Regions from separate parts of the Mus musculus genome. Here region 2 is linked to region 1. A link is a loop called in an ENCODE intact Hi-C map of the cell type or tissue named here. Cell type or tissue: heart. All regions are shown on one strand. Links, peaks and the distances in the headings refer to the core of each region. The heading gives the core; the rest is flanking DNA.

The links. A loop is a pair of places that touch in the nucleus more often than their neighbours do. Peaks named below come from ENCODE experiments on the same cell type or tissue, not always from the same donor. Only the 100,000 strongest peaks of a DNase experiment are listed, where the experiment ranks them.
Region 2: it touches region 1 in a loop (2.3-fold over the local background); 2 of 42 quality-filtered maps call a loop at or near these places.

The regions. Positions count from the first base shown.
Region 1 is chr6:117,557,741-117,565,419 of GRCm38, reverse strand. Gm9946 (predicted gene 9946) reads right to left here and starts at 5,723. Exons shown (of 3, transcript NR_168036.1): 1 at 5,518-5,723; 2 at 2,433-2,591. In heart, for the core only: no CTCF peak of the experiment used is centred there; no DNase peak of the experiment used is centred there; H3K27me3 peaks cover 858 bases.
Region 2 is chr6:117,245,628-117,253,306 of GRCm38, reverse strand. No RefSeq gene overlaps it. Among named protein-coding and RNA genes, the nearest start is that of Cxcl12, 81 kb to the right of the region's middle. In heart, for the core only: a CTCF peak has its summit at 3,879 (motif pointing left); a DNase peak (open chromatin) is centred at 3,866; H3K27ac peaks cover 955 bases.

The sequences.
Region 1 (7,679 bases), core at 1,844-4,343:
TTCTTAGGGGTGTGTCTTTGAAGAGATTGTGGTGTAGATGGTGACAGAGATGGAGAAGTGGCCGTTATGTGGGAAGTTCTGTTATGCCTTCCCACACTGGATGGCTAAATCCAAGGAGAAATATTGAGTATATGTGAAGTGAGAGATCTGGGTTGAACATGCATTTGGAGAATACCTTTTCTTTGAGTGCAAACCATACTCTTTCTCTCCCCTATTTCTCCTTCCCTGTGAAGTAAGCAGCTCGTCTCCATACCTGACTGCCACCCAATCTCTGGTATTCTGCTTGACCACAGCCTGGAAAGCAATGGGGTCAACAGACAATGGACTAAAACTTTCAAAACTGTGAGCTAAAGCATAACTTTCTTTTTTTTCAAACCTAATCATCTCAGGCACACACACACACACACACACACACACACACACACACACACACATGCACACTCTACAATAGTGAAAGTCTAGTCAATACAAAGACTAATCTTGGTGCCATGGGAAGCAAACAAAATAAGGAACTTTATTCATTCTCAAGCAGTTTAAACTAAATATTGATTCACTTGTTAAGTGTTGGATGGATTCTTTAACTTACTTATTGACAATTTATCTTTTCAACAAAACTTTATTGAGAACAATTTCTCAGTAGGTTATGTATGCTTCCGAGGAGAGAAAGATAGGAACAAAATATAGCGCTGACGAGGGAATTCAGCGTAGAAGTCAATCCCGAAGAGCATACCAGATGTACTGATGGTTTGAGGAAAGATCGTGGGGCACGATCCTGAGGGAAATTAAGCTGAATATAAGCATAATGGAGTGAAGAGACTAGAGAGTCTTGCTGTCCTGCAGTGGGAGTTCTAGGCTACGGAGTGGTATGGAGTGGTACGAGTGTAAACAGAGGCTATTGTCTTCCAAAGAGACAGGTGAAGTAGAAATTGGATGGGAAGAGGGTTGGGAGGTTTGTGGGAGAGGGAAAATAGGAACACAGCTTTGTATTCCTGACTGGGCAATCTTTGTAGATGGTCACAGATATAGAGAAGTGGCCGCATGTGTGGGAAGTTCTGTTATGCCTTCCCATACTGGATGGCTAGATCCAAGAAGAAATATGTGTATTTGTGGACTGAGAGATGTGGGTTGAGCATGTAATTGGAGAATCACTTTTCTTTGATTTGTTTCCAGTTTGACAGAATGATTGGAGAACAGTTTTCATAGGAGATGTAATGAAGTCTCTACAGCTGGACATGAACACACACATACACACACACACACACACACACACACACACACACACACACACACACACACAAATAGTGATTGGGAGAGAAGAAACCATTTTAGGAATCATCAAAATGTAAATGAAAACCTGAGAAGAATGTGAGAGAAAGCTGAGCGTGGGCTAGAGAAGTAGACAGAAGACTGGGAAACTGTGGGGTGGGGGAGAGTAAGGGAGAGGGAGAGGCTGTGGGCAAAGGAGTCCACTTCTGTTGAACATTGGTACAGTATGGAGGAAGATGTGCACTGTGTCCTTAATAGATGGCCTCTAACTTCTCTGTGCAGGAGAAGGCTGTCTGATGCAAATGAGCTTCAGAGATTTGAGGACAGGAATCCTGGGCATCTGGCCAGCTTGATGTAGAAGGCAGGATGAGATAATCTATGTAATATGCTTTGAGTACTGCCTGGCAAGATTAAACCCTCAATAAATGTTGCCAGTTATTATAATGGTACCAAATTGTTCAACCCTGTGGGATTGTTTTTCTTGAACAGTGATTAACATCTGGGATATAAGCACAAGACAGTTGGCAGATGTATTGTTTCTGAGGGGATTTTTGTCAAAGAGGGAGATGGAGGAACGAGGAAGCTATGGAGACCATCAACTATGCTGTCCTGTGCAATCTTCAGTGGATTAGAAACTCAAACAAGCAAAGATACAAGGAGCTGTTGGATAACAAGAAAGCGGGCGGTTCTTGAGGCAACAAATTTGATGGTGTTAAAACATGGATGGAGTGGGAGTGACTGAAGGAAAGGAGCAGAGAAGAGAAGGGAGGAGAGAGTGGGTGTTGAGAGCCTGGCTTCAGGAACACAGCAGGCATCACTGATGACAGCGTTCTGGAGAGTTCATGGGCACACATGGCAAGGAGGTGACGGTCCCTGGAAACAAGCTGTTTAAAGGACTGAGAACTCACCCAGGATGACGACGGGACTTGGAGAAAAGGGGTATCAGGTAGGGGTGCTGCAGGCACTAGGAGTGGTTGTCAGGAATGGGTGATACATCTTAGCACTGTCCGAGTTCTCCAGAGGAACAGAACCACCATAGGAAACACAGACACAGAGGCATGCAGGCATGCAGACATAGACAGACAGAGAGACAGACAGACAAACAGACAGACAGACAGACAGACAGACACACACACACACACACACACACAGAGCTCTGCACTCACCTTCACAGACATGACGTCTCTCCATAAGCATAGGATTCAGTGGCTATGAAAACTGAGATGCCCATGGCTTATTGTCTGCAGAACTGGAGAACAGTAGAAGAATTCAGCCTGAGTCCCAAAGCCTGAGAGCCGGGAGTCCTTAGCGATCTCGGGCAGTTCCTGTGATGGTGAAGTACAAAGCAAGACCGTGCTGCACCAGAAATCCTGCTGTGACCAGCTTCATTTCTTTTTCTTTGCCACGTTGTGGGCAGAGAGGGCTGGAGGCCATGCTATTTGGACTCTCTAGCCTCCATAAATCGTGAATTAAGTAGACTTCTCTGTTTATAGATACCTTGCTCTGACAACAGAAGATGGACTAAGACATACTACCTAGTCCAGATGTTCAGAACACTGGGTGGGGCTGCATGGACACACACAAGAGATGTAGGAAGGCCCAATCACAGTAAGACAAGGACATAACATGGGAGTTTGGATAACTGGACTTGGTAAAACATTGTTAAACAGCCTATACAGGCCACCAAAAAGCACTCATTCCTGGGATTCAGGCTATGGACAGCATGAAGTGGAGCTGCTAACACTTATTAAGATAGGACAGAATTGGGAGGGAGTAACTATAGTATGTCATGGGCAAAGAACTGTTCACTAAAAAGCAGTTGTCTCTAACGCACACTAAAATAGATCCTCCCGATAATCTCACCCAGAAATCAGGTCATCAGGCCACACCCTTGCATTCTCTGTCCTGGACAGAGTTAATACCAAAATGCTGTGTCCTTTCAGCAACCACAGGGCTGAGTTCTCTCCCTCCTCTTTGAGGCTTCAGGCAGAACCTGATCCCCTCTCTACTGCTAAGACACAAAACTCCCTTGAATTATAGCTAGTCTTTATCAGAGCCTTCTAGTACATAGGCTAAGTCATAGAGTATGGAACTTACCTCCCATAAAGATAGACTCCCTCCTTTCTTCTTTGGAACTGAAGGGTCTATTTCTCCCTCAGAGACCTTATTGCTCTATCAATGTTGTAACTCTCCTGATCCTTGGGAACTGAAGTGCATTAAAGCTTTCCCCCTTAAGGACCCTACCACAATATTCATGACAGCTAACTTTCCTAATAAGGCTCCAGTCTGAAGGGTTATTTTATCTCAGCTTCCTTCCCACGAGCCTATAGTATACTTTGTCTTTAACAATGTTAGTTTTGTGGAAAATATCCTACTCACTCCACCTTTATTGATATTTCTGGTCAGTCTGACAACCTTATCAATAGGATTTATTGTCACAAACCTGGGCCCTGGAAACCTGATTAGGGTGATGAAGAAAGGGCAGGCACACAGACACATGAACTGAGAAGCTGGGACCTGTGGGCTGTGTGTTCTGATGGAGATGCACCAGTAGCTTGGAGGCTCTGCATATTTATTATACACCACTGGGCAAGGAGGCGGCTTTGCTGTATAGATCTGAACATGTAGGAGGTGGGTGAGCTAATATAGATAGGAGGTCTCTGCAGGGGAGAAGTCTTTTGCTGTAGTCTTCCTAGGAGAGGAAGCTACAATCGATAGTGTGCGCACACACATGTTTTCATTGGTAATATCTGTACTTGGACCAGGGGCAGGTGTTGCCATGTCGGTGGGTCTGAGGCCTTGGGATCTTCATGTGACATGCCAGTACCACATTCCCTCACCATGTCATCTGCTCCCCACAGCTTAGCACATTTCTATGATGAAAAAGTAAGGCTCGATGACGTTAAGCAATTTGCCCACATGTCATAGAATTATTAAACCTTGGAGCCAAGACTCAAAACTAAATTTCTCAGGCTCAAAGACATCAGTGCTTCTTACATTTACTCAAAAAAAAATGTGAAAAAAAAGATTTCGAAGCATCCGTAATCATTGCTTACTCAGTGCCTCGAGACAGAGCTTCATGCTTTGGAAACAGGAGGGAAAGAAGTGGAAATGGCTGTGTCGGGAGCAGGCTGGATCCACTCCAGTGTCAGTGTCCTGGGGGGAAGTCTCCTCTGGTGGTTGGGCAATGGCAGACATTTCTAGTGAAGCAGGTAGAATATGAAGGCAATACTCGCTTCATCTAAGCTGTAAAGCACTTGGTGGAAGAATAGGACAGTATCTCTCCTTCGGGAAAGGCCTGTAAAGATAGCAGAGGAGACAGTGCTTCTACACGGGCGTGCAGAAGGGGCAGAGTATGACTGGGTGCTCATCAGAACATGGAGAAACTCTGCAGAGCTCATCAACACCAGGACAGCCTTGAGACCATTAGTCCTGGATGCTCACAGGCACAGATGATTCTACTCTTGCAGCTTGGGTATCTAAGTGTGAGCCAGTGAAGAGACCTTGGGCTGCCCCGAGCCTACAGATTAGGGCTGCAGAGAAAGTTGGTGATACCAGTTCAGAGGAGACAAGCTGACAGGAGTTACACGCAGTTTACCCATTCAAATGCTGGAGGTGATGGCTGGGGATCTGTAAGATCAGACATTTATTGTTAGCTCAATGATACTATTTGTGGGTGTACATGAAGACTGAAGTGATGAGCAGGTATTTGAAGTCAGGCAGGTGACAGACCCCAGGAAACGTGGAGTTAGAGACAAGACAGTTTTGATCAGACATACTCTGTCATCCTGTGGCATGGATCCGTTCTGATCCACAGGCTGACCACTCTGGACCCTGCCCGGTTTGATCGGTAGACGTAGCTCCAAACTGCCTGGAGAGGTCAGGTGTTTTCCATTTGTCAAGTATCTCATAGCTAGACAGATCAGCTAATGTGTTTGACCTGCCTGGGGTGATCTTCCTGTTGATCTTCCTGTACATCTTGAAGCATCCATCAACCTTGCCCTTGGGTTCACGCACTGGTCCAGCTACAGAACAGCACCCTTCCCCTTCCCCTGCTGCATCCTCTCTGAGGCCAGGGAGCCCTGCATGACATGGGAAGGGAGCCTCAAAAGGGAGACAGAGCAAGATGAAGACAGACTTGGGCAGCAACGACTAAGCCTGCTGGAAGTCTATCTGTTCTGCCATAAATTAGTCAGGGTTCTCTAAAGAAACAGAACTGTTAGAGGCAATATATATTAAGGATTGGCTTACATAGCGTGGCTCTTGTCGTCCAACAGTGGCTGTCTCACACTGACAATCCTCAATGCTGGATACTTTGGAAGTTCCAATTTGGTGCTAAAGGCCAGGAGGATTCTTGGAGAACTGCTGGTCTTCAGTCTACTTTGGGTGCCTGAAGAAGTGGGTTTTAACATCGGGGAAGAACCTGCCAGTGAGAGCGAGGGCAGCCGGCACGCAGTGAAAGTTTCCTTCTCCCACGTCCTTTTATGTGGGTCACCACCAGAAGGTGCTGCTCACGTGGAGGGTGGGTCTTCCTGCTTCAAATAATCTGATCAAGAAAATCCCTCACAGGAGTGCCCAGCAGCCTGGGCTTTAGTTGATTCTAGATCAAGTTACATTGATAACTAAGATTAGTCATCACATTCAGGCAGCTCCCGCACAGGGTTTCCCAGCGTCATGTTGCTAATTGTACAGTTTGGCACGACCTACTGAGTAAGGCTGGTAGAGAACCCTGGGAGCAACGGCTCCTTCAGAATTCCTCAATTTTTCATTTTATCAGCACATAGCTGTGAGCACTTACAGGGTGCCATGTGAAACTTTCATATCTGGTGCCAAGAAAGATCAAAAGGGATGGTAGCATTTCTTTTTCCATGTTTCTTTGATTCTTAAATTACGTAGCCTAGGCTGGCCTGGAACTCAACGTAATTCTCCTGCCTCAGTCTCCCCAAGTGCTGGAGTTATGGGCATGCACTGCCATGGCCAGCAATGTTTCTGTCTTAAACATTTACCCTTTATTCATACTGGGAAACTTTTAAAATCCTCCGTTAGTTCTTCCTACCTTCTGTAGTGAGGTGTAAGTCACAGTCCCCTGCTGCTCTCTGTAGCATCAGAGAATGCTCCTCTGATCTAATTGTAGTTTGGTTTACCCAGTCTCCGCCCTGTTCCAACCTCTGCTTACCACTCCTCTGCTTCCTGTTTCTATGAAATTGACTTTTCAGCTTCCACGTATGACCCAGTTAACCTTGTGTTGTCATGCTAAGCAACAGGACCAAAAACAACTCGTGGAGGAAATGGTTTATTCACTTTACAGCTGATAGTTTACCATGAAGGGAACTCAAGGCAGGAGCTGAGGCAGAGGCCATGGAGGGATGCTGCTCACTGGCTTGCTCTCCATCTATGTTCTTATAAAACTGAAAACCACTTGCCCAGGGATGGCACCACCTACAGTGGCCCAAGCCTTCCCACATTAATCTTTAATCAAGAAAATGCTCCAGAGATTTATCTGTATGTAATTTGATGGAGGTAATCCCTTAACTAAAATTCCCTCTTCCCAGATGACTCTAGTTTGTGTTAGGTTGAGAAAACCAACCAACCAACCAACCAACCAACCAACCAACCAACATTAGGCATGACATATGAGAATCTTATGTATCTATCCTCTGTCCCTGACTTTTTTTTGACTTGACACAGTGTCCTCCAGTTTTATCCATGTTGCCCCAATGATAAGATTTCATTTTTTCTTTTTGGGTGAATGACAGACATCCCATTCTACATTTTCTTCATGCATCGGTCAGCACTCATCTTTGATCCTACAGCTTGTCTGCATGAGGAGTGCCATCTCCCTAAGGGCCTATGCACAGTTATCCAAAGGGCTAGAAAGGTGCTGCTGCTGAGAGGTCTGTACTGATCCAGAGAGACTTTAGGTTCAGGGAAACAAAAAGAGGTGAGCAGGGCTGTGAACATCCAGGAAAGGTCTTGTTCTGCACAGCAGCCATTTGGTCCCTCCTGTTAGCTTACAAGGCTCCTGGGATGGAGGATGGTGGACTGCTGGAGTTTCCTGGGGCACCAAATGTATCCCAGACTCACTTGGGCTTCTAAGGCCTGAAGTAAAGAGAAGACCATCACCTATTCCATGGATTAGGTTAATGCATGGTGCATGCCAGAATGGGAATGTTTCAAATACTTTAGATCAAATAAATTGTTCCTGATGATTTTAGTGTTTTCTGTGTGCTCTTTTAATGTGGCTATGAGAAAATTTGAAATTACACATGTGGTGTATATCACACTTCTACTGGGCTATGCTAGTCTATGTTATTCTTAAATTTCTAGAACTTAGATAAGAGAATATAACCTCCCAATATCTCTGTCTCTTTGTCTCGGTCTCTGTCTCTGTCTCTCTCTCGCCAACATTATAG
Region 2 (7,679 bases), core at 2,530-5,029, 310 kb after region 1:
AAGCGGCTTCTTGAGATCCGCAAGATGGGAGCTGACATGAAAGGAAGCCCCAGCAAGTATGCATTACTTCTCAGTGACAGCCCCAGAGGCCATCACTCCATCCACTAGAGACGGTGCTCGGCAAAGGAGGGGTTGTGGGCAGGAAGGTGACTCGAGACCAGCCTCTGCTTCTCTGAGGACAGATGCAGTTTCACCGTTATAATCTTATCAGATTCCATGTCATCTTCTTGGAAACCCATGAAGGAAGTTGTCTATGACAGCCACACCTCACGGAATCAGGAGGCCATGGGAAAGCAGAGAGTCCTTTGAGGTTGCTGGCCTCAGTTCTTCTGTTGGGATGCCCTGGTCTGCTCTACACTCACCGATACTAAACTTGAAACAGGAAATTATAGACTGAGTTACCTCGGTACTATTAAAAGGAGGAGGTATGGTTGTGAGTGGTGAATCATGGGAGAGGAAGACATAGCAGATAGTGGGATGAATAAAAGGCTCAATTGTCCCATGTCATCTCAACAATCAAAAAGTGTAACAAAACCTCGGGCGAGCATGCTGGCCATGGTTAATGAGATCACTAACAAAAGTGCTAGAGATAACCTAATTCTCAAACACTTCAAAGCATGGAAGCTGGGGAGCTTTGGCTCTCATCGTGTACATGATTGACAGAATGTGAAGAAATGTATCAAAGGAGATAAGGCATTGCTTAGTAACTGGGGAGGGGGATCCTTCAGAACCATCACCAGCAGAAGGAGTGAAAATTCTCTGCATGATTGACAGCCTGCAGGATGGGATGGTGCCACTCTAACCCTCTGGAAGACAAAGATGCCCTACGAGGGAAGAACACTGAATCCACCTTCCATGCCACACACTCCAGCTGAGCAACACTGCACACCCAGAGAGCTGGAGTTCAAAGGGCTGGTGGCAGCAGAGCTCAGTGCCCAAAGGACAACTTACCATATATGACTAACACAGAAAAAGGTCAGAACTCATTGCATACTCCAGTTGCCACCAAGTGTATGTACGATCATAAACACGTTGAAAACTCTAAGTTGAACCACCATCAGGTAGGAAATATTGAGACTGAGATTCCTAATAAAAATCAGTAGATTTATATTCTAAGTCCTTTCTATTTGATTTGTTCTAATATTGTGAATAATATTATTTTAAAAAGTGATCTAGAGCCAATTTGCTAGCTTTCTACTCTATAAATACTTGCTGGCTTCTCACAATGAATATTCCGAAGAGACATCCCTGAAAAAGTTATAACTGACACCCCTGCTCCCAACCCTCAGGGACACAATCTACCATTGAAAAGTCTGTTTGTTATTCACTAAAGGAGGGTGCCACTGTGCCCTGGGGACCACATGGAGAGCACTGGTTGCTTACAAGGCAGAAGGGAGGCAAGCAGATTTCATTTGGGTTGTTTGACAACCCCAGCCTGTCCCGATTGGCTAGTTTGCACTTGACAGGCGATTTGGCAGGCATTAACTCGCCCATGGGAGGAGCCATCAGGGTCAGGAAGGTTCCAGATGCCTAAGCCTCAGAATACAGAAAAGACAAGACATGGTTCAAACACCTTCTGGAAACATTTCTCTTGTCAAACACCCCTGTTCATCGCCCGCCTCAGCAAAATCATGTTAGAAAGAATACTGATTGCTAGACGCCGCCAGCTTGCCTGCGTGGCCTGCTAGCCATCATGACCAGGTGTTGACAGAACCTTCTGTCTGTACTTCTGCTTTTAGCCCCGCATCTCCAGCTGGCTGTGTCCACCCCTGAACCAGGAGCAGCGTGTGAGTGGACAGTGAAATCTCAGGGGGCAACTCCGATGGCCCTGGTCCCTGCACAAGGGCAACCATCTGGACTGGATTCAGTCAGCAACGACATGAGTATAGGGGCCCTGAGACATCATTTTAGGCACCATTACCACTGGCAACTTGTTTGCACACTCTCCTTCTCTGTGTTCTCTGTTTTGTTTTGATACACTGGGACCTGAACTGGGTTTTGCCCTAAACTACATCTCTAGCCCTAGATTTTTACACCCCCCATCTCCCAGACTGATCTCCAATCCCTGTCACTAAGAGAGCATCTTTTGCATCTCTAAGCAATTTTCCCCTCTAGTCTCACAGAGCCAGTCTGAACTCTGAACACCCTCATCTCAACAATAATAACATGTCTGTCCATGCTATAATTTTTAATCGAGAAGTTGGAACTAGAGCAAAGGGTATCTCAACCCTCAAAGGGAACCCAGCGACCACCTATATGTATGTAGATAGCTAGTATAATTTTTCATAACACAAATACTCTGACTTCTAGACAGCACAATCTGGGGCCAGCCATCCTCACTTTCCAGTGAATGGTTGGCAGAGCTCTCTCAACTATTTACTCAATAATTTGTTTAAAACTATAGGGTTGCAGCTGGGTGAGCGTTTGCCTTTTGTTTGTTAGTTTTCCCCTCTAAGAATCATGTGCTACAAACAAAGGTTGTTTGTCCTGCTGGAAGTTGTGTGGACGATTTTTTTTTTATTTGGATTGCTGTCCTTTCTGGTCTGCAGGCAACTGGTTTTACAGGCCACCTTAGCTCTCTTCTGTGGACTGCCACGTCCCCTCACTGGCCTGCTTTCTGGTTTACCCAGCTGTGCCAGTAGGAAAGGGAACAGCTGGACATAAACAATCACACTGCTCGCACCAGGTACAAAAAGGGCTTGTGTCGCTCCTTTGGGCATTTCTGGCTTCCTAGAGAAGACAGAAAAAAAGCAAGTTTATAATAAGCAAGGCCTTATGAATTGTGACCGCTTTTAATCTTAAACAGACACTTTATCTGCTAAAATCCCAGAGCTCAAGAATCAGCCTGCAGAAGAATGACCATTGTGGTTTCATGAGAGGGAGGAGAGGAGGAAGGAAGGGAGAGAGGAAAAAAACTTCCACTCACCCTGAGAGGACGAAGGTGCCTATGGGTGAATGCACATTGCCACTCCCCAAGAGCTTTCTGGCACCAGGAGAAGGCACTGGCCTGTCTGTTTAGTGTTCAGCTGGCTCACATGTAAGGGCCCACAGGATGGCAGGACAGGAACAGAATGATGGAGATGCCCAGGGACACAGCAGGGAGTGTCTGCAGTCTACAACTGAACCGTGTCCAGACACCCATGGCTGACTCTGTGACAGAGGAAGCTGATTGGCTCTGCTCTGTGACTGAGAAAGCTGATTGGCTGAGGTGGAGGGTGTTTGGGAGTTTCCCCCTTTTCTTCTTTCTGTGGAGTCACCTGAGATGGCTAAATTTGCTAAACCTACAGGAGACGCTGAGATAGACAGAGCCGTCCAGCTGTAATTTCCTTCGGTTTACCCCCAGGAAAACCCGAAGATGACCTGTGGCTTTGTGGCTATAGAGCCCTTGGGCCAGCCATTTCTGAGCAGTTAATTCCCTTGGAAGAGGGAGAGAAAAGCCGTTCCAGCTCCAACTCCTTGGTTGGTTGTTCCTGGTCAGTTGAGAGGTTAATAAATGAAAATAAGCCCCACACAGGATGGACAGGGCAGCCTGCGTGTGTCAGAGGTGAAAGGGCGCGGGGAACAAACACGGGATGGGGTATAAATAATCAGGGGAAACTCCAAAGAAATGAGACCCTGAGAAGTACCAGGGCTGTGCGCTAGTGTCCCTCTGAGGTCTCTGAGGTCCTTCGGTGTTCTCGCTGCCTGCCAAGCTCACAAGCCCTGTCTGCGGGGATTTGCACTTGTGTAGGTAGAGAACCCATTTTAGGTAAACTCCTTGCATTTTCCCTCAGGATCTGGCAACCAAGTTCCCTGTCAATTGCTTCCATAGCTCATCCCCTACCAATTTAGGAGAACCCCAGCCTGCGCCCTTCTGGATAGCGCCCTCTGCTGGCACTGGCAGGGCTGACCGTGCAATGGCCTGGTCTCAACCCGGGGCAAGACACATCAATCTGACTACACACCCACACCGGAACCACCTTAGGTGCCCATGGGAGGCAGATGTTCAGACTCCGCTCGCGCTTGCACAGACATGTTGTTTATCAGCAGCCCATTCTGCTGAGATGCTGGCTGTCAGAAATGGTTTCCGTAAGTCTCACTCCTTTTCTCCTACCTCTGTTTTTTCACCTCACTTTGGACCTACCACGGTAATCCTGAGGTATTTGAACAGAATTGCTATCTAACCCAATTCCCTTCTTCCTAACCTCCCTGAACCTTCCTGAATCTCATGTTTCCTGGCAAACTGATTGTCAAACCCCTCTCCACTGTGGCGTCCAGTACACAGGAACTGTAGGTAGGGTCTGAGCAGTGTAGTTCAGGGGTGAGCTAGAACCTTTGCCAGAGGGGCATGCAGACAGGGACACAGCAGTTCTGTGCAGGAAGTCCCACTTGTGATACACTTCTAATTCATGTTCAGCTAACTCGTTTCCTATCTGCTGATAGCTAAAGTCAGACACTCTTTCCACAGTCATTCCTCTCATGAGCCAGACAGTTGCTGTGGCTGTGCCGCTTAACACTTGCATATTAACCCCACAACCTACATGTTAGCTTCTACCCTGATTTATTTTGTCCATTGTTGCCATCTGTAGTTTGAGAATCCTTAGTCCAAAAAACAAAAATAAAAAACAAACAAAACAAAACAAAATCCTCAATCCCAAGTACTCTAATATCTGAGTTTAACTTTGAAGCATTTCAGATTCCCAGATTTGGAAATATTTTACATTTTGGATTTTCCTATTAGAAATGTCCAACCTATGAAGACTTTTAAAATATTCCAAAAATCTGATCAAACCCCAAATCTAAAGTACTTCTCACCGTATGTGTTTGCATGAGGGGTGCTTGGCTTGGACAGAGGCCATCCGGGATGTTGAATTTTGTATGTTTCTGGTATGGACAGGAGCACCTCTCAGACCCACTTGATGAGTGAGCGTTGTAGGTAACTTTTCTATAGCCCATGCTTCTCACCGGCTCACCTTCACAGAGGGCCCAGCTATAGCTGAGCATCCTGGGTACATTTTGCAGCACAGGGGTCCACCATCTCCCATCACTTTTCTCGGGCACCCATAGGATCTTACATGTTGCCTTTTGATGGATCAGAAAGCCTGTGCATGTTACCTTGTTACATGCCAAGAAATCCAGACACCAAGGCCACCACCTTTGTCTGATATGCAACCTAATCACTGCATTCTTTTTTTTTAAATATTTTTTATTACGTATTTTCCTCAATTACATTTCCAATGCTATCCCAAAAGTCCCCCATACCCTCCCCCCCACTTCCCTACCCACCCATTCCCATTTTTTTGGCCCTGGCGTTCCCTTGTACTGGGGCATATAAAGTTTGTGTAATCACTGCATTCTTATTCTTGCCCTGCTGTGTGGTTTAGGGCGACAACCTCCATTGCTTCTCATTGTCCCTAGATACATAAAGGACTATCTGTTCTGCCCCAAGGTCTGCTCTCTTCCCTGATTCAGACAGGAGCCTACGGCTGTCTCTGGCATTACGGCAAGTGAGCACTTTGTTTTTCTCCTATGCTTTCCGGCAGTGCCTAGTCCAGCCTGAAGTGTCTCAGGTCACGAGCTTTTCCTGTGTCCCTGCGGAAGCTGTATCAATCTAACAATAGATGCCTTCTTAACGAGGCCTTCCTGGTGTTCATTATAGACTGTCCTGCACTGGTTTTGAATTACTATTCCTTCTTGCAGTCTCTGCTTTCTAGCACAATAAACTCCCACCTCTCTAGGCCGTGCCCAAATACGTGTGTATGACGTATGACAGAGGTGCCTGTTTTGCATATATATTATAATGCGTACTAGAATATCTACATAAAGAAGTCATCATACTTTCAATTACAAGAAGTGTTTGCTGAGGCCTGCATGTGTTCCTGTAGAAGAGTATGTGAACCTACCAGATCTCATTAGTCTATGGAATGAAGCCTGGGGCTGAGTCATTTCAAATCTTCCTCCCAATTCCTCCACACGGCGCACAGGTGATCACTCACCAAAGAGCTCCCCTGTCTGAGAGTCATCATGTGTGCTTATGATATTAGTGGTTGAAGATTTTTTTATTAAAAATGCTTAGGTTCAAAGGGGTTCTAGATTTAAAATTTTAGCATATTTGCACACACATAAAGAGCTATCTTAAAGATGGGAGGCGTGTCTAAACCTGAGCTCATGTTAATGTCTCCTGTGTTCCTATCCATGTAATCATGTCCCAACAGCTCCACACTCCAACAGCTTCGAAACAACTCCAGGCCATCCAGCCATTTTATAAGAACGCTCTGGCTGCTCAGATGAGTGCCAGGGTTTCCTGACTGGCATATAGTGTAAAGAGGTCAAGGCCTTGGAGGGTACCACTGCAAAGCTAAGGGCACAAGACTCCAGAACCCTGCGCAATTCATCCCAAAGCCTTGACAATGTCTAGAAAGAGATAAGAATGCTCTAGAAGCAGAACAAAGCGTATCTCTTCTAGAAAGGCTGCCCATCATGATTGTGTTTGTATAACCACATTTTATAACTGAACAACATAGAAATATGGTTATTGTCTGAGAGTAGGAAACAGACGGAGGAGTCCCAGTCAAAACTCTAATAACGTGAGGCCAGACATAGCACAGGGGTTGAAATGTGGGAATAGTTGTTTGTCTAGAAAGAACACTTCTATTCTTTATCAATGTAATGGTCGTTTCTTTCATTATGATCCAACACCTGACAAGATTTGACTTAAAGGAAAAATATTTAGGCCCATGCTGCCAAGAGGGCCTCATCTGCACCAGTGGAACTACTGCAACCAGGATCTGTGTTGATGTCTGTGGCTTGTGTTACCACCAAAGGTCCTGCATGCAATGACTGTGAGCAGTGCTGCAGCCTGAAGTCATGTTAATGTCCCGAGTTGGGGGGAGGGGATGCAGGCGATTACTGTATGTCATACTGATGTGAGTAGCTTATGGTGCTACCTAAAGCTATGATGTTCATGGTTTGGGCTGCCTTAAAGGGCCTTCTCTGGGTCCGTGGTTGTGCTGCAGCTGGGGGCCGTGTTTGTGGTCTGTGCTGTTGTCGGAAACTGTGTGGAAACCCATGATCTGTGCTCCCATTGACTGTAAAGTGCGAGGGAGCTAGGGATATGGATGACTGCAGACACAGTTGAGAAAGAGGGACATAGAAAGCGTCTGTGGCCCCTACCCCTACCCCTCCAAAAAGTAACAGCCTAAACAGGAAGCCGTCAAAGAGAACTCTTAAAAAGTACGATAAGGATGCTGAAGTTAGCTCTCCACAATTGACAGCTTCTGATGAGGGTGTAGGAGGGGCAGGACTCTGTTCTATTTAAGGCGCAGGCCACTGAGAGTTTGACAATGCTCCGGCAAATATATAGAAAACACAAACTGAACTTTTCTCTTCTTTATTATTACCTTCAGAATTTTTATTTTGGGGGGTTCACAAGGGTAAGGTGGGCATGGAAAGATTGGGAAATGAGTGTGATCTGGTGTATAATGTGAAATTCCCAAAGAATTGATAAAAATATTATGTTAAAAATAAAATAAAATAATGGAGGAGAGTGTTTGGGCTTATAGAGTGAAGTGTGATATGTCGTGCTGAGGGAGATGTGATGGGTGGCCCAGGGATGTCAGGAGTATCCAGCGACTTCTTGCTCACATCTCAGCAAACCAAACAAACATGGCTGGGACAGAAAAAGGAGCAAGTAAGCTATA